2 separate regions of the Homo sapiens genome follow, and region 2 is linked to region 1. A link is a loop called in an ENCODE intact Hi-C map of the cell type or tissue named here. Cell type or tissue: CD4-positive, alpha-beta T cell. All regions are shown on one strand. Links, peaks and the distances in the headings refer to the core of each region. The heading gives the core; the rest is flanking DNA.

Region 1 (11,589 bases), core at 2,784-7,783:
AGAAATGAGGACAGTGTCCGAGAAGAGAGAAATTCGGTTTTCTAAGTTCAGAAGATTAATTTTTACTCCTTCAGAAGATTTTGAAAAGCCGATCTCTACATCGATGTTTCTATTGTATTAGGCATTATTCTATTTAAATAAAACATAAAAGATTCCACATTTAGAACACTGGTAAATCTGATATTAACCAGAAATCCCTTCTACCTGAATTACACAATTTCTCAACTAAGCCTCCATTGCTTGCTACCCAGTCACAATTAAGGATGGGAATGAGAACACAGATAATATTTATTTTCCTAATTAAAAAAAAAGTCAAATGTACATCTTCAGAACTTCATTAAAATTACTTTCAAATTACTATTCCTGAGGTTTTATTTTAGGTACAAAATATTAATGTCAGAAAAATAGAAAAATTATTAATACATTGCAATGAAAAGGAAATAAATAACTTCTCCAAAGGAATGAAACTTACTTTGCTGATATTTTAATATACTGATATAGCACATGTTTTAAAAACATTAACTTAAGTATAGTAATGTCCAATAGATATTAAATCAGGGTACAATACTGGAATAGACTCATAATATATCTGATCCAATTTTTTACTTAGTCTCAGTTTCTTTTTATTTTTGGTTCCAGCATTTAAGTATTACATATTTGTACTCACTGCCCTTTCAAATGTATCAAAATTCAACAGACAAACCAAAAACAGAGCTTTGGCAAAGGCAGTATTGCTTAAAACCAACAAAGAACTCGTTTTACAATTCTGACCATATCTAGAACAAACAGGAATAACACAAATATCCTTTAGAATTCTTTTTAATATTTTTCCAGTTTTACTGAGGTATGATTGAACCAATATGCTTTGTAATTCTTATCAACAAATAACCACATTTAAGACATAGAAAAGCTATCACAAAAATGACTGATCTTTCCCTATCACTTCTTTCCTAATTTATCTCAGAAGCTAATTTTTTAAAATACTATTTATATTCACACAGACCTAAAATCATTCACCTTTCATAATAACCCACACTCCTTGTAAATTACCAGATTTAAATATGAAGCTACTTTCAAAAAACTGAATGGCATGGGAATTGGGTGGTGGGTGGCTTATAGACATTATTTGGATCCTGACACAAATAAACTACCTATAAAAGATGTTTGTGAGACAACTGGAGAATGTGAATATGAACTGGATAACTAAATAAAAATTTTTTGCTATTTTGGATATATAATATTATATAATTGGTTATATTAGGTCCTTATTTTTTAAGACATATAATATATATATACACACACACAAATACATATATTTAGAGGTGACATGACAACATCAGAATTTGAAATATTACCAGGAGACAAAAAGCAGTTATGGCAAAATGTTGATAATGTTTAAACTCAAGGAGGAATCATTATATTTTCATGTGTGTTTAAAATTTTTCATAGAAAGAAAGAATTAAAGGAGGAACAAAAGAAGAAATAAACCAGGGTTACCTTTTCCCAGTCAATTCAATTTGGCCCTTCTTATTGAAGATGAATTTAGAATCATTATATCCCCATCCATTCCATTTCATAACTTCTTGCCTAGTGAGAAGAAAATATATATAAGTGAGACCAATGCTAAACATCTTAAAACTGTACAGTATATCATTGATTATTAACTCACAATCATCTAAAATACCTTATGCCCACAAATATTGTATAAGGTTAAATAAAATTAGCACACATTAAAATGTCCATATACTAATATTTCTGAATATAGAATCACTCTGATGAGCAGCACCTGCTTCACAGAGGGCTACAACCAATAAATTTAATGCATTCAAAGGAAGAAATAAAAAGTTGCAAAAAGGAAGAAGATATGCTTAAAATATAAATGTCTCATTTTGTACATGTTATTGGGTTTACACTGTAGAATGACCTAAAAAGCTTTGCAATTAAAACTAAGGAAACAAAGTTTTACACATGAGAAAAAAATCATAATTATTAACCTTCTGCTACGATTTTTAAAAAAAGACCAATTTACCAAGTAGACTGACTAGTAGTAGACACAATAAAGTAGATTAAAAATCTCAGTGCTGGGTTTACATTCTAAATTCTTCAAATTCCATATAGCTACCAATCTCTACCTTGACCTACATATTGTAACAGTTAATGGCCATACTCACTTTCAATATTTCAAAATAACATGCTATTTTTAATTTCCAAAATACCAATATTTCATAACATGCTATTTTTAATTTGCAAAACACCAATATTTCATAGTTGTAAAAATCCTTATTTATCAAAATCAATGGTTGAATCATTCAATTTTGCACATCATGTAAGAATAGATAGGTCTGGACCTGTACAAAACATAAAAAGCAATCATGCTGAAGTATTGCATCACTTTTTATTACATGTTTTGGCATAGTACCCTAGTTTGATCTTGGCTACTGAAATAAATTGGTGGTGAGTCTTCTTACTACAAATTCAACTATGCAGTTTATGGTGCAAATAACTTAACAAAAACCCTTTTCTATCTTGAAAGTTATTTGCTGCATTAAAATTTCAAAATAAAGATGCACGCATTAGAAAGTGTTCTCTTATTCTCTGTAATTCTCAAGAAAGAAGAAAATAACAACTGACAAGCAAGTTTTTTTATTACAATCATAATTCTTGTTCTAGTTCAAAGGCTTTTCAAACAAATGAACATGAACATAATACAACTAAGCCAGATACAGGTAATTAATTATGAGCTGAAATCTCCATCTATACATAAAATTAAGACAAAGAAACTAGGAATGCTCTGTTTACAACTATGATTTGCTATTAATAAAAGCTACAGTCCCTCTACAAAAACTTCAAAATATCTGAAGAGTATCAATCCAGAGACTGGATTTGTAGATTAGTTATAAACTAACACCAAATATTTTTTCTAATCCCATAACATTCCTACCTCATTGCAGAGAGAGATTTTGGAACGGAGCTTTTGGAAAAATCTCTATGGAGAAACATCACGACTAATGTTACCAGTGACACACACATTTTCTTAAGATTTTACTTTTTTTTTTTTTGGTGCCAAAACTTGGGATTGAACCATAAGATTTTCACATTCTAAAAACAGATTAGGATATTTTCCACTTTGCTTTTTTTCATGATTAAATTATCTTCACTTTTATGAAGTATAATTTACTTAGTATTTTCTTATATTTCAATAATCAGAAGGATAAATGTATATTTTAATACATTAACATCTTTAATGGCTTATAATATGCATAGATTTTATGTGATTGCATTTTATTAGTGAATTTCAACATTTATTATAATTCTGTTCTCTACAAAATAGTAATTTGGTATTACACAAAATAAATGCAAAAATCTCAAGGCAAGGCACAAGGAAATCATTTCAGTACAGAGGTTGAATCTGGCATGTTTATGTAGCTTAACAACGAAAATCATTTTCCTTAAAATTATCCCTAGAATTTAAAAACTTATCCCCAGATGGCCCCAAAGTAAAAAGCTAAACTTGGTCACATGGGTTCATTCTTAGCACTTCATGAGGAAATGAATCAAGATAGCAGGAAAGATCTGCTGTTATACACTATAAAATGAAGGGATTTACATCCTGAAGAGTCTTTGGCCTTAAATTTTCAAGTTGGGTAATATTCTAAAGAACTTCCAAATTTTCAACTGTAGGTACCTTTTTCTCTCTTTTCATCCCAGTCATAAAATTGGGCTTATGAAATGGACTTTACCATATTTATATCAACTTTTGGAGTCTTCTCAGAAGTTGAATGTAGGCATTTGGAATGCATTTATACCCAAAACAGGATTATGCATAAATCATATACAATTAAAATCTAGATTACCCCCAAACCAATCTTCTGATATCTTCAAGTACCCCAGGTGTTAAATAAAAAACAGGTAAATTTCCCAGGCTTCTAGTTTTAAACTTTTATGTACACATATTCTAACCCCATCCCCACCAAATTACTAGTATATACTCTGATAGTTAAATATAACTATATGATTAAATTTTTTAATAACTTCTTATACATAGAAGTATTTTGAACGGTATTACAGCATAACATTTTAAAATTAGAGTAAAACTTTATATAGTCACAGAATTTGAAAACTAAAAAGATCCTCAGAACCCATCCAGTTCAATTGCTCATTTTTCAGATAAAGAAACTGCCCAGAGAAGCATCCCTGGTCACGCAGCTAAGTTAGTTGTGAGTATCCAAAGGCTGACTTCCAGTCTCATAATTCTTCCTCTTCAGAGAGGCAATAATATCTGAAACCCATCTAAGTCAGGCTGTCAGATAACCAGAATATTTGAAAGAACTCATTTTTTGATTTACATCAATACTGTTTCAAGAAACTATTACATGTTACTATAGATTGAGTATCCTTTATCCAAAATGCTTGGGACCAGAAGTGTTTCAGATTTCAGATATTTTTCAGATTCTGGAATATTTACATATACACAATGAGATTTCTTGGGGATGGGACCCAAGTCTAAACATAAAATTTATTTATGTTTCATATACATCTTATCACATAGCCTGAAGGTAATTTTATACAATATTTTTAATGGTTTTGTGCATGAAACAGAGTTTGCATACACTGAACTATCAGGAAGCAAAGGAATCACTATCTCATGACAGTGTTCAAAAAGTTTCCAATGTTGGAACATTGTGGATTTTAGATTTTCAAATTAAGGATGCTCACCCTGTGTTGTAGTAATTCTTCTGCACTTCAGCTGAAGGAAAACATTTAAAAATCAAGGGATATGTTTGTGTCAGAAGCCAAATTCCCTATACTTCCGATAGTGTAATGAATTCTGCCATTCAGAATAACCCCAAAGTACTGCAAGCACTAAAATGAAGAATGATTAAAGAATCATCAACTTTCCATAAGATTCAAATAAAAGAATCCAATTCTCAACTAACCCCAGAGGTCAATTAACCAGTATGATCTCAGACATTCCAATTCTTAGAGCTAACTATACCAAATTTAACATCTTTCAAAAAACAAGACCGGGCCAGGCACAGTGGCTCACACCTGTAATCCTAGCACTTTGGGAGGCCAAGGTGGGCAGATCACAAGGTCAGGAGATCAAGACCATCCTGGCTAATATAGTGAAACCCCATCTCTACTACAAATTAAAAAAAAAAATTAGCTGGGTGTAGTGGCGCATGCCTGTAGTCCCAGGTGCTCAGGAGGCTGAGGCAGGAGAATCGCTTGAACCTGGGAGGCGGAGGTGGCAGTGAGCCGAGATCACACCACTGCACTCCAGGCTGGGTGACAGAACAAGACTCCGTCTCAAAAAAACAAAACAAAACAAAAAAAAACCCTCCTCCTGCCGAAAGAATAGTTGGCTTGATTTTACTGCATAAAAAAATAAATGTTTTACACATTTACACATCTAACCACAGTACCAAACTGAAAAAGCAAGTATTAGCTGGTGTAACAAAAGAAAATGGAGGCATAAAATAGCATCCTATATGCACAAGGTGGCAGTATTCTCCCATGATATGTACATGATGTACATATTCAGCATTTTGCATTTTTCAGGGCTGTTATTATACAATCTTTAGGTGAAATATTTAGATTTAGCCTTACTATTATAAAAACCATAAAGAGTTTCTTTATTCTTAAAATGGGAAATTTTCACTTTGAAGTCTCTGTTTACAGACTGGTTGTCACACTACTATTCCTCTACTAGTAATAAACTGCAAACATCCTGATATATATGCATGGTTTCTACATTGCTATTTCTAATCATAATAGTCATAATATTTTTCACTAGAAAATAAGGAAAAGGAAAAAATGATTTTGGCTACTTTCATTCTGGGTTAACAACTGTAAAAGTTCAGCTATCTAATAACTTTTATAAAAGTTTTTCTGATAAAATTCCAATAATCAAAATTCTAATAAAAGATGCTTCACTCTTCAGATCAATATTTCCTCTTGCCCTGATATAAAACTCACAAAGCTACCTTCATCTGATAATATTGTGATTTCCTAGAGAGAAAAAAAAAAGGACAACTGAAATGGCCAAAAGGATCTACAGTTTTACTTTTCATCATGAATTAGTTTATTGGCTTGTTAATTAACTTTGGTAACTGGTGAGGGCAGTCAGACTATCTAAATGTAATCAACTTGAGGACTCTGATAAGATCATGTTTCTAGATGGGTCAACAAGGTATAATCTGTGTCCTCTAGACAGTGAGCCTTCTTGAACATTATCATGCAACACTTTAAACTTCAACAAGAATTTCAATCTTCCCTCAATATCCCCATTGTAAGTTTCTCAGCTCTAGTTGCCAGAATAAAAATGTGACCCTGTGATATAATAAGTTATTAATCAATGTGATAATTCTTAGCAGTGTGATAATGCAAAGTGGCTTAAATATGAGATTTGAGAACACAGAAAGTTGTTAACAAGAACATGAAGAAAAGGAATCCACATGCATACTGGTAAGCCACTCCACAGAGCAATCATGTAGTAAGCTTTCATAGGTAATGCCAATTCTATGACCCAACTATACAACTCCTGGGTATATATTGCATAGGAAATTCATATACAATTCCATAAGGGAACACATTTGATATATTCCCTGGAGCATTGTTTGTAAGAGTAGCTGGAGGCATCACTAGAGAAGCAGGTAAGTAATGTGGAAAATGCATTCCATGAAATATTAATGCAGCAATCAAAAGCAGTAAGTTGAATAGATATGCATATAGAAACACGATGAAATGTTTAAAACAGTGGTAAACACAAAGGAGAAACAATAAAATCCATAGTAAAACAGCATTTAAGGGAATTAAAAATATACACACTAAATAACACTGCATATTTCACAAAACACAAAATATTATATATAATATATCCAGATATATTATTTATAATGCATTCATCATATATGTATATTATATACATTATACACACACACACACACACACACACGAACCTTCATAGGCACCCATGGGATAGGCAGATGAAATTAGTAATCAGAGATGGAGGAAAATTAGAGGCCTCACACAAATACCATACATTAAAAATGTATGTTACCACAACTCTCTGAACCTGAGGCAAATACGCTGCTCAGCCTTTGAATCTCAGTGCAGTTTCTCTCTGTTCTGAGAAAATAATTCTTTCTTCCATATATACACAGAACTTTCATGATGGTTTATTATAAAATCTATTGGGCTTCTTAGCAATAGCTACAAATTTTTTTGAATGATAGAATTCCATTATGAATTAAACAGCTTCAACTATATGGTAAACCAAATATACATTTAACTACCTACAGTCAACTTTTTATAGTCCACAAGAAACTAGCACTCTAAAAAACTTTTTAAGGCCAAGCACAATGACCTGTAATCCCACCACTTTGGGAGGCCAAGGTGGGAGGATAACTTGAGCCTTGAAGTTCAAAATAAGCCTGAGCAATACAGCGGGACCCCTAATTCTCAAAAATAAAATAAAATAAAAGCCAGGTGTGGTGGTGCAAGCCTGTAATCCCAGCTACTACAAGGCCAAGGCAGAAGGATCCCTTGAGCTCAAGAGTTCAAGGTTGCAGTGAGCCATGATTGCCACTGCACTCCAGCCTGGGTGACAGAGTGAGGTCCTGTCTCAAAAAAAAGAAAAGAAAGAAACCTTTTAAAACTTGAATTCAAGGCTCAAAAACTGCGTCCCAAAGGTCCAATTCCTACTACATTTATCATGAATAAATGAGTGAAAGAAAAAGTAATATACAGGTATAAAGGGGAAAAATTCTAAACAGAGGCACAGGAAAGGGGCGGGGGGCAAGAAGGGCAAATAAGGCAAGACCAGCTTTACCTCACATTGACAGAATACTCTGGGCAGTCACTAATCACTTCAGGTTCTTGGGGTGCCATTCTTTACTCCCACACTTCTCTCACACACTACACCATAATCTACCAATTAGAAACTTGTTACTGTTTGAATGACGCATTTGAAAATGGAAATACACACTATTAGTCATTCATACATTTAGTAGTGTATGTTACAAATATTTTGTGGTAAGGGCAGGTGTGTACCCACATATCCACTCACACAAGCTTGGTACCTGCCATTCTGGAAGCCTGGAAAGAAACAACCATCCTACCCTTTACCCTCAGGTGTTGATCTACGTAATGAGGAAAACAATCCAAATCTGCATCAGGAGGTTGTCATAGCAAAGGACAAAGAGAAAAGGATATATCCTTCACTTGGACTCTTGTGTTCCCTGGACTGTACTTTAAATTTCATGGTTTTTCCCTTCATTGTCCACTTGTAATCTACCCAATATGGCAATTTTGGCAACCAACCCCAGACTGTCTCTACCACCAACTGGGAAAATGCCAATTCACTTTCATTGCTCACTCCATGCTTGTTAGTAATTAAAAAAGGAATTGTATCACAAGCTTATTATACTGACCAATCCATAAGTGACCAAAGCCATTTCTGGTAGAGCCTTGCATTTCTGTAGAAACTACAAAACTGAACACAGACAAAGAAAATACAAATGTCTCCAAAAATCTATATGCCATTTTAGCATTGAAACCAAGCCTAAGTTCCCTTCCCCTGCTGTCCTTTGGGGACAGACCAACAATACCCTTGGCATGACCCTAAAAATACCAAGACTGAAATCCATACCGGCTTAATGTACACAGTATTCTTGTTGTAAACCGTAATTGTTGGGCAACCCCCTTTGGGTTCCCTCCCATTGTATGGGAGCTCCGTTTTCACTCTATTAAATCTTGCAACTGCATACTCTTCTGGTCTGTGTTTGTTATGGCTCCAGCTGTGCTTTCACTTGCCATCCACCACTGTTGTTTGCCGCCATCGCAGACCCGCCGCTGATGCTGACTTCCACCCCTCCAGATCCAGCAGGGTGTCCACTGTGCTCCTGATCCAGCGAGGCACCCATTGCCACTCCCGATCGGGCTAAAGGCTTGCCATTGTTCCTGCACAGCTAAGTGCCCAAGTTCATCCTAATCAAGCTGAACACTAGTCGCTGGGTTCCACGGTTCTGTTCCATGACCCATGGCTTCTAATAGAGCTATAACACTCACCACATGGCCCAAGATTCCATTCCTTGGAATCCGTGAGGCCAAGAACCCCAGGTCAGAGAACAAGAGGCTTGCTGCCATCTTGGAAGTGGCCGCCAACATCTTGGGAGCTCTAGGAGCAAGGACACCCTGGTAACATTTTGGCAACCACGAAGGGACTCTCCAAAGCGGTGAGTAATATTGGACTACTTTCGCTTGCTATCCTTCCTTAGAATCAGAGGAAAATACAGGGTGCTTGTCGGCCAGTTAAAAAAACGATTAGCGTGGCTGCCAGACTTAAGACTCAGATGTGAGGCTATCTGGGAAAAGGCTTTCTAACAACCCCCAAACCTTCTGGGTTGGGAGCATTGATCTGCCTGGAACCAGCTTGCGCTTTCAATTTTCCTGGGGAAGCCAAGGGCCAACTAGAGGCAGAAAGCTGTCGTCCCGAACTCCCAGCATTAGCCGGTTGACATCATGGTACAGCCAGAAGTCTCTACTCAACAGTCACCCATGCGTGCACCCCACCTTTCCTTCTGACCCATACCTCCTGGGTCCTGACCATGACTTTCTTGAAAGTGTAGCCCCAAAATTCTCCTTACCTCTGAATCTACTTCCTCTGATCCCTGCCTCCTAGATACTAATGGTTCAGACTTTCATTTCCTTTCCCACGTATTGGAGCAAGTTGTATCTCCAAAGGGATCTAATGAAGCTCTATGCTGTGTCCTTAGGCATCTAGGCTATCAACCCAGTGAGTCTTGTCCCTCGTGTCCCTCCCAATTTAGCCACACAGCTCTCGACCGTTATGTGGGACCTGTTCCCCACCAACTTGCCAGGGCCCCAAGTTTGTAAATGGCTAGGAGGACTGCTCTCCCATTGTGTAAGATGCTCTCCTCCCCCGATTTCTACCCAGCTTATCCCTCTGCAATACAATCTCCAAGCCTTGGCTCCTTGGCCAGGGCCTTAGAACTGATGACCCAGTACTATGGGTCTACAACAACATAATAGAACAGGATAAAAGCAAATTGAGTAAGTCAAGGAGAGGAAAGACAGACAGAGAGAGAGAGACAAATTAAAATAGACCTAGGTAAATTATCAGATAACCCTGATGGCTATATTGATGTTTTACAAGGGTTAGGACAATCCTTTGATCTGACATGGAAAAATATAATGTTACTGCTAGATCAGACACTAACCCCAAATGAGAAAAGTGCTGCCATAACTGCAACCTGAGAGTTTGGCGATCTCTGGTATCTCAGTCAGGTCAATGATAGGATGACAACAGAGGAAAGAACAATTCCCCACAGGCCAGCAGGCAGTTCCCAGTGTAGACCCTCACTGGGATGCAGAATCAGAACATGGAGATTGGTGCTGCAGACATTTACTAACTTGCGTGCTAGAAGGACTAAGGAAAACTAGGAAGAAGCCTATAAATTATTCAGTGTTGTCCACTATAACACAGGGAAAGAAAGAAAATCCTACCACGTTTCTGGAGAGACTAAGGGAGGCACTGAGGAAGCATAGCTCTCTGTCAACTGACTCTATTGAAGGCCAACTAATCTTAAAGGGTAAGTTTATTATTCAGTCAGTTGCAGACATTAGAAAAAATTCAAAAGTCCGCCTTAGGCCTGCAGCAAAACTTAGAAACCCTACTGAACTTGGCAACCTCAGTTTTTTTATAATAGAGATCAGAAAGAGCAGGCAGAAAGGGACAAACAAGTTAAGAAAAAGGTCACCGCTTTAGTCATGGCCCTCAGGTAAGCGGACTTTGAGGCTCTGGAACACCGAAAGGCTGGGCAAGTTGAATGCCTAATAGGGCTTGCTTCCAGTGCGGCCTACAAGGACACTTTAAAAAAGATTGTCCGAATAGAAATAAGCTACCCCCTCGTCCATGCCCCTTATGTCAAGGGAATCACTGGAAGGCCCACTGCCCCAGGGGATGAAGGATCTCTGAGTCAGAAGCCACTAACCAGATGATCCAGCAGCAGGACTGAGGGTGCCTGGGGTAAGCGCCAGCCCATGCCGTCACCCTCACAGAGCCCCGGGTATGCTTGACCATTGAGGGCCAGGAGGTTAACTGTCTCCTGGACACTGGTGTGGCCTTCTCAGTCTTACTCTCCCTGTCCCGGACAACTGTCCTCCAGATCTGTCATTATCTGAGGGGTCCTAAGACAGGCAGTCACTAAATACTTCTCCCAGCCACTAAGTTGTGACTGGGGAACTTTACTCTTTTCACATGGCTTTCTAATTATGCTTGAAAGCCCCACTCCTTTGTTAGGGAGAGACATTCTAGCAAAAGGAGGGGCCATTATACACTAGAATTAGGAGAAGGAAAAAGGGTAAATATATACACAGACTCTAGGCATGCTTACCTAGTCCTCCATGCCCACGCAGCAATATGGAGAGAAAGGGAATTCCTAACTTCCGAGGGAACACCTATCAAACATCAGGAAGCCTTTAGGAGATTACTACTGGCTGTACAGAAACCTCAAGAGGTGGCAGTCTTATGCTGCCAGGGTCATCAGAAAGGAAACGAAAGGG
Region 2 (9,436 bases), core at 1,067-6,066, 590 kb after region 1:
CCTTATTGCTGTGAAAATTCAAACCCAAATTGTGTGATTTGGACAGTTTAGTTACTTTCTCTAAGCCTTGGTTTCTTCATCTTCTTTTTTTGTTTCCTTTTTTGAGATGGAGTCTCGCTCTGACACCCAGGCTGGAGTGCAGTGGCGCTATCTCGGCTCACTGCAACCTCCACCTCCCAGGTTCAAGCGATTCTCTTTCCTCAGTCTCCTGAGTAGCTGAGATCACAGGTGCACATCAACATGCCCGGCTAAATTGTGTATTTTTCGTAGAGACAGGGTTTCTCCATGTTGGCCAAGCTGGTTTCAAACTCCTGGCCTCAAGTGATCCGCCTGCCTCAGCCTCCCAAAGTGCTGGGATTACAGGCATGAGCCACAGCGCCCTGCCAGTTTCTTGATCTTTAAATGGGGATCATCTAATAACACTTTCTCTTTAATAGGGTTATGGGAATAGAATAAAGGAATTCTTGTAAATAAAGCATCTAGAAATCTTCATGGCACACCATAGGGGATCAATACAAGTTGTTGTTGTTATTATTTGAAATTTGACTGCCAGCAACTCCTCTCCAGCCATCCTGGACACTGGCCACATGGAAGTCCTTGCTGTTTCCAGACCCCCTGTGCCTTTCTGGATTTGGGTCTCTGCTCACATTGTCTTTACTCTTGGGATGCCTGCCACTCCTCTCCAGGTGTCTGAATCTTAACAGTCTTAAAGGGCCAAACCTCAAAAGCCAATTTCTTCTAGAAGACTTCCCTGGAAGTCAATTACTCCTTTGACTTCCCACAAATTCACTTCTTTTAAGGCAGGGGCTCTCCAACTTTAGCATTCATCAGATTCACCTGGAGGGCTTGTTAAACCAATGACTCCTTAGCGGATCCTGGAGATCCTAATTCAGTAAGTCCAGGGCAGGACCCCAAAATTTGCATTACTAATGAGTTCCCAGGTGATACTGATCTGCTGGTCCATACTTAAGGAGCTCCGTTTTAGGGCTACTCACTGAACACCTTCCAACTTCTATGGCTGCTTGAATACAAATCTCTTCTCTGAGAAGACTGTAAGTTCTTCCCTAGAAGGGCCAAAATCTACTTTCCCTTATGTCTGGTGGAAGGAGGTGGGCCTTGGGCTGGGCCTTGAAGGCTGGGTGGGATTTGAATCCACTAACAGCAGGCAAGAGCCTGCACATGAGGAGCCCAGGAATGGGAACAGGAACAGAGAGCTGCACGGTTGTGCGAGGGTGACTGGTTAGGATATTAAGGTGCAATGGGAAATGGGGCTAGACAGCTGTGTGCCACATATCCAATATGATATGGGGGTTTTGAGAAGGGGGGTGTGGAACCTTGAAAAGCAGGCAGAGGAGTGCACATTTGATCCCCTAACCTGCAAAGCACAAGGGCTGAACTGCAAGGTCTCATCATGATCGTTCCTTCCATAAGCTGCTGTGGAGTTTGGGCTCTCTTTGCATTTTCAGCAAGGCACACTTCCTAATGTGCAGGACATGTTTCTGTTCTACCTCCAAAAGTCTGTCATTCTTTGAATTACTCTTGCCTATGAAAACGTGGACAGAGGTGAGGCTCAGGCCCCACCAACTGCTCCTGTGCGCCCGAGCCAAACCAGAGCCTTGAGGTAGTTGTGATTGGTGCTTCCTCCCCACAAATTTTGGGCTCTTCCTTCCCTGAAAATCACTTTTCCTGGTTTGGAAGTTGCTTGACCAAGAAGCTAGAAATATCATTGCTTCTAGAAAATGGATTCTCCCCCCATTTTCAGAACATGCTTGGTTTAAGGGGATAATCACAAGATGGAAAGAAGGAAGTGGCCACCTGGAAGCAATAGATCTGGGTTCAATATGAAGCCGGTGGTTTTATTCTGTGGGTTTTCGGCTATGCCTGCCTCCCAGGTGCAGATGAGGTTAAATAATTAATGTATGTGAATGCACTTTGTAAGCTCTAAAGTGCTGCAGGAATATAATTAATTATGTTTATAATTACAGGTAATATAATTATAATTATAATTACTTTGTGGGTGGAAGCAGAATATATATATCTCATGCCTGTTCTATAGTAGGATACCCTTGGTGGATATCCTTGGTTAGATCATCAGTTTGTGTATTTGAGCTTGACTCACTTTCTCTGACTTTATTTTCAACATTGAGACATATAAGACTTTGGCCCAAGGACTTCTGTTTTGTTTTTTTGTTTTTTGTTTTTTTTTTTGTTTTGTTTTGTTTTGGAAAATAGGATAAAAGTGCATAGAGCAAGGCTGGGAAATTCAACACTCCAATAGTAATATTATCTGCCACTTATCTATCATGTAGGTAAAGTTAAGGCAATTTATTAAACTTGCCTATATACAGCAATAATACTTGCAGAGATCCTATAAACACAAAAATATGATATACACATACAGTTTCTATAAGTGATTTATATCTACATGTTACTCAGAGTTCTTTCTAGAAATTCACTAGACCCTACTACATTCTAAAATGATCATGTAATTGCTAAATCAGAAATTTGTTCTATATTTCAGGCAATGCTCATTAATACTAAGCTAAAAATTTAATATGTTATACCATTTTGCTTGTTTAGCAAAACTAATAAGCTTAATAGAAGTGCTGGGTAGTTGTTTATTTCCTTCAACATACTTAGTCTTAAAAAGTGATTGTATTTGGGCCCATGTTCTGGAGCAAGAGTTGAGGTGTATTTGTATCTGAGGGAAACATTTCTGCCTGGAGTCTCCCTCCTTGAGACTGCCAGATTCTGCCCGAGAAGCTAAACGTTGCATTTCTTCAGAGTCTCTGACCTTCTGCCATTGTTCTTATGCACTGTTAATTGTTGTTAATTTCTAACACATCATTAATTATTTGCCATTAAAGATGTGGGAGACGGAAATGCCCTTCACTCATGGGTGGTCACAGGAATTAACCATTAATAATTACAAAATGTGTTACTTTAAATGTGAAAAGTGAATTTGAGCCATTTGCATGAAAGTTGCTGTGTTTCTGTGGCTGAGCTGTGACACACTGGCAGCGTGGGTGGGGATACCATGAGTGATCCCGTCATGGCTGGGGAAGAAGCCATCTCCTCTTGCTTCCTTAATGACTGTCACATTTGGCCTCTGGAGCATGATGTACTTTTCAGAGAAATTTTCTCTTTACAATTTTCTCCTCCTTTGCACAAGAAGCCTGAAGTGGAACAGTTTTCTCTGATGTCACAGCCCCAAATCAGTCACACAATTAGTACTTACCGTGGAGTTCCTGACTCCCACTCCCATTCGGCCCATCAGACCATGCCGAGAGATAAGCGCTGGCAGGTGGAGATGTCCACTCCCACCTCAGGCTTGCAAAGTGATGAAGCCAAAGCCGTTTCGCTGACATTGGGATCTCAGTCTTGAAAAAATAAGTGCCTGGATTGCCATTTAGTATTGAGATTTTAATGTAGTGCCTATCTTTAAAACAAAGGCAGAAAATTCTTCCTACAAGTTTATCAGAGTGCTGAGAATTAAACATTATATTGGCAAAGAAGCATCAGATACGGTCTCTAGGTTTCACCAGTCAGAAGGAACTGTTAGAGTATAGACAAGAGATTTGGGGAAAGTGTATGAAATATTTTGTGAGTGTAGATTTCAACCGTGAAATCGAGACAGCTTAGATTCCATAGCTAAAAGTTAGATTCGTTACAAGGAGACTAGTTTGAACTTAAGGAGTCGATGGTCGTTCTTTCTAGCTGAACCCCTTGTTTTGCTAGTAAGAAAATGGAGATCCGGAGATGATCAAAAGACTTCTTAAGCTGTGAATGTGGGAAATAAGAGAACTGTGTCACTTAAGTGGCTTTTATGGTTTCATATTATGATTCTGTTCTTCATCTGAACTGTGACCTCAAGAACAAGGGCAACCTTTTTTTTCTTCCCCTTTCCCCTCCTCTTTTTGTTCTTCTGTGCTAGACTAATAGAGAGATCAGAGGGGATGATGTTCTGCTTCCTGGAATAGACTGAACTATACCAGGTAGCTTGGGGCATCTAATGACATCATGGATGAAAGGCCAGGTTGGAAGTCGAAACAACAGCCTGCTTTCAAGAAATCACTTAGCCTTCAGGTCCCCCATTCCTTCTCATCTGTAAAATGAGGCACTTAAAGTTTAACTCTTGAGGCTTTAACTCTCAAGACAGTTGGATTCTAAGATCTAAATTCTTCTGTACTGTCTTCTATTATTTTAACCATTTTTTTTTTGCTACACAATAGTCTACAGTCAACATATTTCACATTTTATTTATTCCCTCTTCTATTAATGGATATTTAGGTTGTTGGGAAGCTTTCTTCCACTAAAAGTAATGCTGGAATAAACATTTTTGTACAAAGCTTTTTATGTATATGTGTAAAAATTTTTCCAATGTTTCAATTTTACCAAATGATGCCAAATCAACCTCCAGAGCCAATTTACTAAACTTTGCTTCCTTTATCTCTATGCCCATAAACTACTATGGGGGGTTTGCCACCTTCCCACATCTAAAACTGGTGGACAGGACCCAGGTTCTTATTTTTGGGGACCTAAGCCCACCAACATCTCTGTTCCCATTGCTTCCTTCCAAATATCCCCTTCCATCAATCCTGGGAATCTTTTCTTTGGTAAGAGGTAGAAGGGTAAAGCCTACCTTAAATTCACGTTATTTTTTCCCAAATCTTTTGCCTCTACCTTAAGTCTTTATATCCCTGAGGGGCTCGGCTTTGGAAATATGCAAGTCAGGGAAAGAATTCTTCTCTTTAATACTGTCTTATTCCTTCCTTGAGTTAAATAGCAGAGACATGTCCAGCTTCTTGCATGGGGAAGGAGGAAGGTCAAAAGGGAAAAAAGAAATGAGAAAAAAAAATCAGGTAATATTTAAACATTTTTATTCTTCAACATAATGATTTTTTCAAATTGATTTTATTTAAAATAGTAAAACTGTATGAAATATGAGCTGCCTGGGCAGTCTAGCTCTTGAGGCCATTGTTACTATAACACTCATGATTTCTGCCTTGGATTATGGGTATTTCATTATTTGTGTGTTTTATATTTCCTATAGAAAGGCAATGATCTAGAATTTAGACTAGCTAGATAAACCCCCCAGGCAGGGAGAGGATAAGAATGAATTCTATAAACATTTTGAAAGGAAAGAGTTCGAATGAAGGGAAAGGTAGGGAAGAAAAGCTCATGATTTTGAGGAGTTAAGCCTGGGAAACAAAAGTGCTTATTCCTTTGATAATAAATGGAAGGGGAATGTAGCTTGGGTTGACTGGTGGAAGATGATAGATTTGAACTTGCATGTATAGTGTGTTCATCTCCAAGAGATGTTGATGCCAGGAGATCTTCCTTTCCTTTAAAACTGCAGCCAGGATGGACCAATATTTTTGTTGTGTTTCCACATATCCACAAGGATACACGCCAGCATGTAGTGTTTTTTTTTTTTCAGCCTAAAGGTTGTAGTCATTCTCCTTCAGCCTACTGTGTGGCAGCTTTCTTCTTATTCGGTGCTTTCCATTCTCATCTCAAGTCCTGGACATCTGAGCTGTGCATATGAGTGCGCGCGCGCACACACACACGCGCACACACACGTGTGCACACAGACTAGAGACCCTGATTGCATGCTTTCTCCCCATGGAAAGGCAAACTTCCTTATGAATTCTTAGACTCTGCCTTTTATTAACTTTACCTGTGAGCAACCTTGTATGAGGAACAGCCTTACTACAGAATGTTAATCTCAGAAAAAGTGAATTACTTCATCACCAGGGGAATATACTACTGGAGCTTCCCAGTTGGCATCAGCAGAAGAATGACTCACAACTCTTCCTTTTTATCAGTATTTCTCGCTCCATTCAAGGTTTTGAAAAAATACATTATTCAGTTCCCCTACTTTCATCTCCCACCACATCAAGACTATAGACACCTCGGTGCTGATTGCACTCCTAGTTCTTCCCATCCAGAGGCAAACAAAACAAGGGCATTGCTAACCAGTTTATTTGAAACACTTTCTTCAACAGACGGCTCTGAGTTATCAGTGGTGTCCTGTTTTTAGGACAAAGAATTATTGCTCTGACCTCATAGTTGCTCTTTGCAAGGACTCAGGTTTAAAGGTTATGAAGAGCTATTCAAACTCATATATTTCTACTTCCCTTCTCACTTGTTGTACTGCCTTTCAATGTGCAATGGAATGTCCATTCATAGTCATAGGCCGTTTAAAGTAATATATGCTTCCAAGATTATAAAATGGAAATTTATTCCTTTATTTACCCTTTCAATCAACATTTATTGAGCACCTCAGTATGCTAGGCACATACACAAAAAGGTGCTGAGGGTCAAAGGCATCCTGAGAGATGCCTTCTAGAGCAGAACCCAACAACAAGCAGTTGGTTATAGTGAATCTGAAACAAATTGCCCAGCATTTCTATTGTTTTGTTTTTCTCTACTTTTCTCTCTTATAGACTTGTTTTTCATTTTTCTCTTGTTTTCTCTTTTTTCTGTATTTTTTCTCTTTTTCATCGTTACATGATGCCATATTATTTTCAAAAGGCCAACCTTGTCTTCTTCTGTTTCCCTCACTCATTCCACAGTAGCAATATTTATTAATGGCTAAAAGACAAACAACTACCTTGTCCAATCCAAGGTCACTGTGGTAATTTTAGGCATCTGAGAGTATATCAAAAAGATGGAAAATACATAAACCATTTAATAAGCTATTGGAAAGAGAATATGGGTTTATGACTTAGAAGGGCTGTATTTTCTGAACAAAAGGTTAATTCCTGGATTAGTCGGGATTTGGCTACATTTTGTTGTGGTAATGAACAGTCTCCAAACATCGGTGACTTAATCCAACAAAAGTTTATTCTCACTGATTGTGCATGTCCAACATGGACCTGTGGAGGACTCAGCTCCACTAAGTCATTCAGGAATCTAGGCTATTGGGAACTCTGTCATCTCAACACATGCTTCCAAGATTACTTCTGCAGGGAAGGAGAGAGCTGGAGGGTATTCCATTGACAATCAAATGCTTCGGCTTAGAAGTGAAACATAGTAACTCTTCACAACAGACAAATTACCTGACCTATCCAACTGCAAAGGAGCCCAGCAATGCACCGTTTATATACCTGGAAGGAGAGGGTGCTGGACTCTTTGTGACACTAGTAGTGTCCACCACAACACTCAGGATGATCGAGTTTGAAATGAAGACTATAGAAAACTCCAAATGTCCGGCTGATGTGCTTGAAGGACAAGTGTAGAAGTGGCTGACCTGTGATTTGCAGCAACTGGCCTCTCACAGTGGCTGTTTTGCAAGGGTGTCCTCTGGCTCTACAAACGCCTTGCAACCTCAGGATAATCTTTTCTGTGGTCTCTTGTTCATGAAGGCAGTATTTTAAAATAAACTCATACATGTCCTTTTATCCAATAAAATGTCAATCTTAAATTACTAAGATAATTCATCCCTAAGTTGAAATACTCCTTTTAATTTACTTTTTTAATTAAGGGAGGTGTGTGGTTTGTGAGACTTGGACCATTAGGAAGCTTAAGTGTTCTGAGTCAAGACTGGGAGGCCATCCCTCGCCTGTGACAGTGTGTTGGAGCGAGGCTGCCAGTAAGCCAGAGTGTCAAGGATGACAGCACAGCTCCATATATTGTGGCCACCAACCTGAATACATAGCCAAGTGCATCACCTCCCTCAAACACATTCTTGCAAAGTGAAATTAACTTTATGGGGTGTGCAATAATGTTTTTTGGATGGTTTTACATAATGTCCCTGAAGTTTTTAGACAAGTGACTTTTGAACAGCTATAAACTAGAGTTAGCATACACTTCTGGACTTCCTGGAACTTCAAAACTTGAGGTCGTGGGATCACTCATCTGAGAGTGGGTACATGCTTATCTCTGATCCCTTGATAGGGCCCAGTCTAAAGGAGGAAAAAGCTAACAAAATCAGTCTGACACAGTGATAGTTAAGAACTGAGATTTCAAATCCAGGCCGGTTCTGAGTTTGGATCTTGACTATCCACTTAAGAGCTTGTGTGACCTTGGGCAAGTTATAGAACATCTTTAATCTTTAATTTCCGATAGATGAGAATTAAAATAGTATTTGTCTCATAAGCTTGTGAGAATTAAAGGAAGTGATGATACTTAGCATAGTGCCTGGCTCATGTAGGTGGTCAGAAAACATTAACTGTTACTAGCAGCTGCTTTTGTTAATAGTTCAGGGTAACAAGCATGTAGAGTGTGAGCCACAAGCAAAGCACTGTGCTAGACACAGCAAAGTATGTGTGTATGAGAGAGAGAGAGAATTAGGATGTAAGAGTATAGTGGAGCGAGAAGAAGCAGGATAGAAAAAACACAAAGATAGCTAAACATAGATAACTAAAATGAAACAGGTAACATTTATTTGTGGGCATACTCTGTGAAAGGCACTGCATAGATAGATCTTTACATAATTGATCTCATTTAATGTTCACATGACCCTCTGGGTAGGCATTATTATCTTCATTTTATATTTGAAGAAAATAAGCCTTAGATCAATTAACCTGCAGTGGCTAACACATGGAGCTAGGGAAGTGGAGGGAGTATCGGGCTGTGAGGTTAAGCTTGACTGGAGCACAGGAGAGGACTGGCTGTGTGGTATGTTCCCAGGTGTTCCAGGGAAGCCTCGATTACCAGCACAGGTGGTCATTGCCCATACAGAGTCCAAGACCATCTGTAATTTTGGCCACACAGTCCTTAATGATGTGCTATTTGACGAAGAAATAGGAGACTACCTTGAGGCGGACACCATGTCTTTGAGATACTGAAAGACTAAAAAACACATTCAGGATGTGCTGAAGCACAGCTTCAAATCACGCAGCAAATCTACGACATGCCAGGAAATGGCAGCCAATGGCAAACCAGCCCTGTCTGAGGGCCACTGGTGAAAATGTCATGGTGTTCCATGGTTGACCACTAGATGAAGCCCTGCTGGGCAGGATACCACCACCTGGGGAGGATAATGGTTGAAACCCAAACCAACCCCTCCTCATCCCTGCACCTCCACAACCTAGAGAAGATTTTAGGATGTGTATTCATCTTTCCAACACTATAAGGCTAAGACCACCACCAATAGCATAGATCCCATTCCCACTAATATGCTTTATTATGAGTTCAGAGAAAATATAAAGTATAAGGAAACCTGAAAACTTCCAGGTCCTTCTAGACTTTTGTCCCATTAACACTTTGGGGGAAAAAGCAATCTCCATGTAAAATCTCCATTAAAATAACCTTGTGGGCTTATCTGAAATTAGCACCTTCACAGTTTTTGTTCTGACTGTTGGTTTAGTTTGCCTACTGTGCCTTGATCTTATACTTGATATGCCTCTCTAATCAGATAAGAAAATAGTTGAAGCATTTTTGGACTGTAGACCAACATTAATGTTATTCAAAAATAGGAGTTAGGCAT

The links. Hi-C counts contacts between places; a loop is a spot of excess contacts. Peaks named below come from ENCODE experiments on the same cell type or tissue, not always from the same donor. Only the 100,000 strongest peaks of a DNase experiment are listed, where the experiment ranks them.
Region 2: a loop joins it to region 1, with 4 times the contacts of the local background. A loop is called at or near these places in 1 of 110 quality-filtered maps.

What each region holds. Positions count from the first base shown.
Region 1 is chr2:177,410,267-177,421,855 of GRCh38, reverse strand. AGPS (alkylglycerone phosphate synthase) reads right to left here. Exons shown (of 20, transcript NM_003659.4): 2 at 1,498-1,587. Among named protein-coding and RNA genes, the nearest start is that of AGPS, 23 kb to the right of the region's middle. RefSeq lists a silencer at 10,657-10,822. In CD4-positive, alpha-beta T cell, for the core only: a CTCF peak has its summit at 5,505 (motif pointing right); a DNase peak (open chromatin) is centred at 5,505.
Region 2 is chr2:176,821,046-176,830,481 of GRCh38, reverse strand. No RefSeq gene overlaps it. Among named protein-coding and RNA genes, the nearest start is that of LINC01117, 190 kb to the right of the region's middle. In CD4-positive, alpha-beta T cell, for the core only: no CTCF peak of the experiment used is centred there; a DNase peak (open chromatin) is centred at 3,931.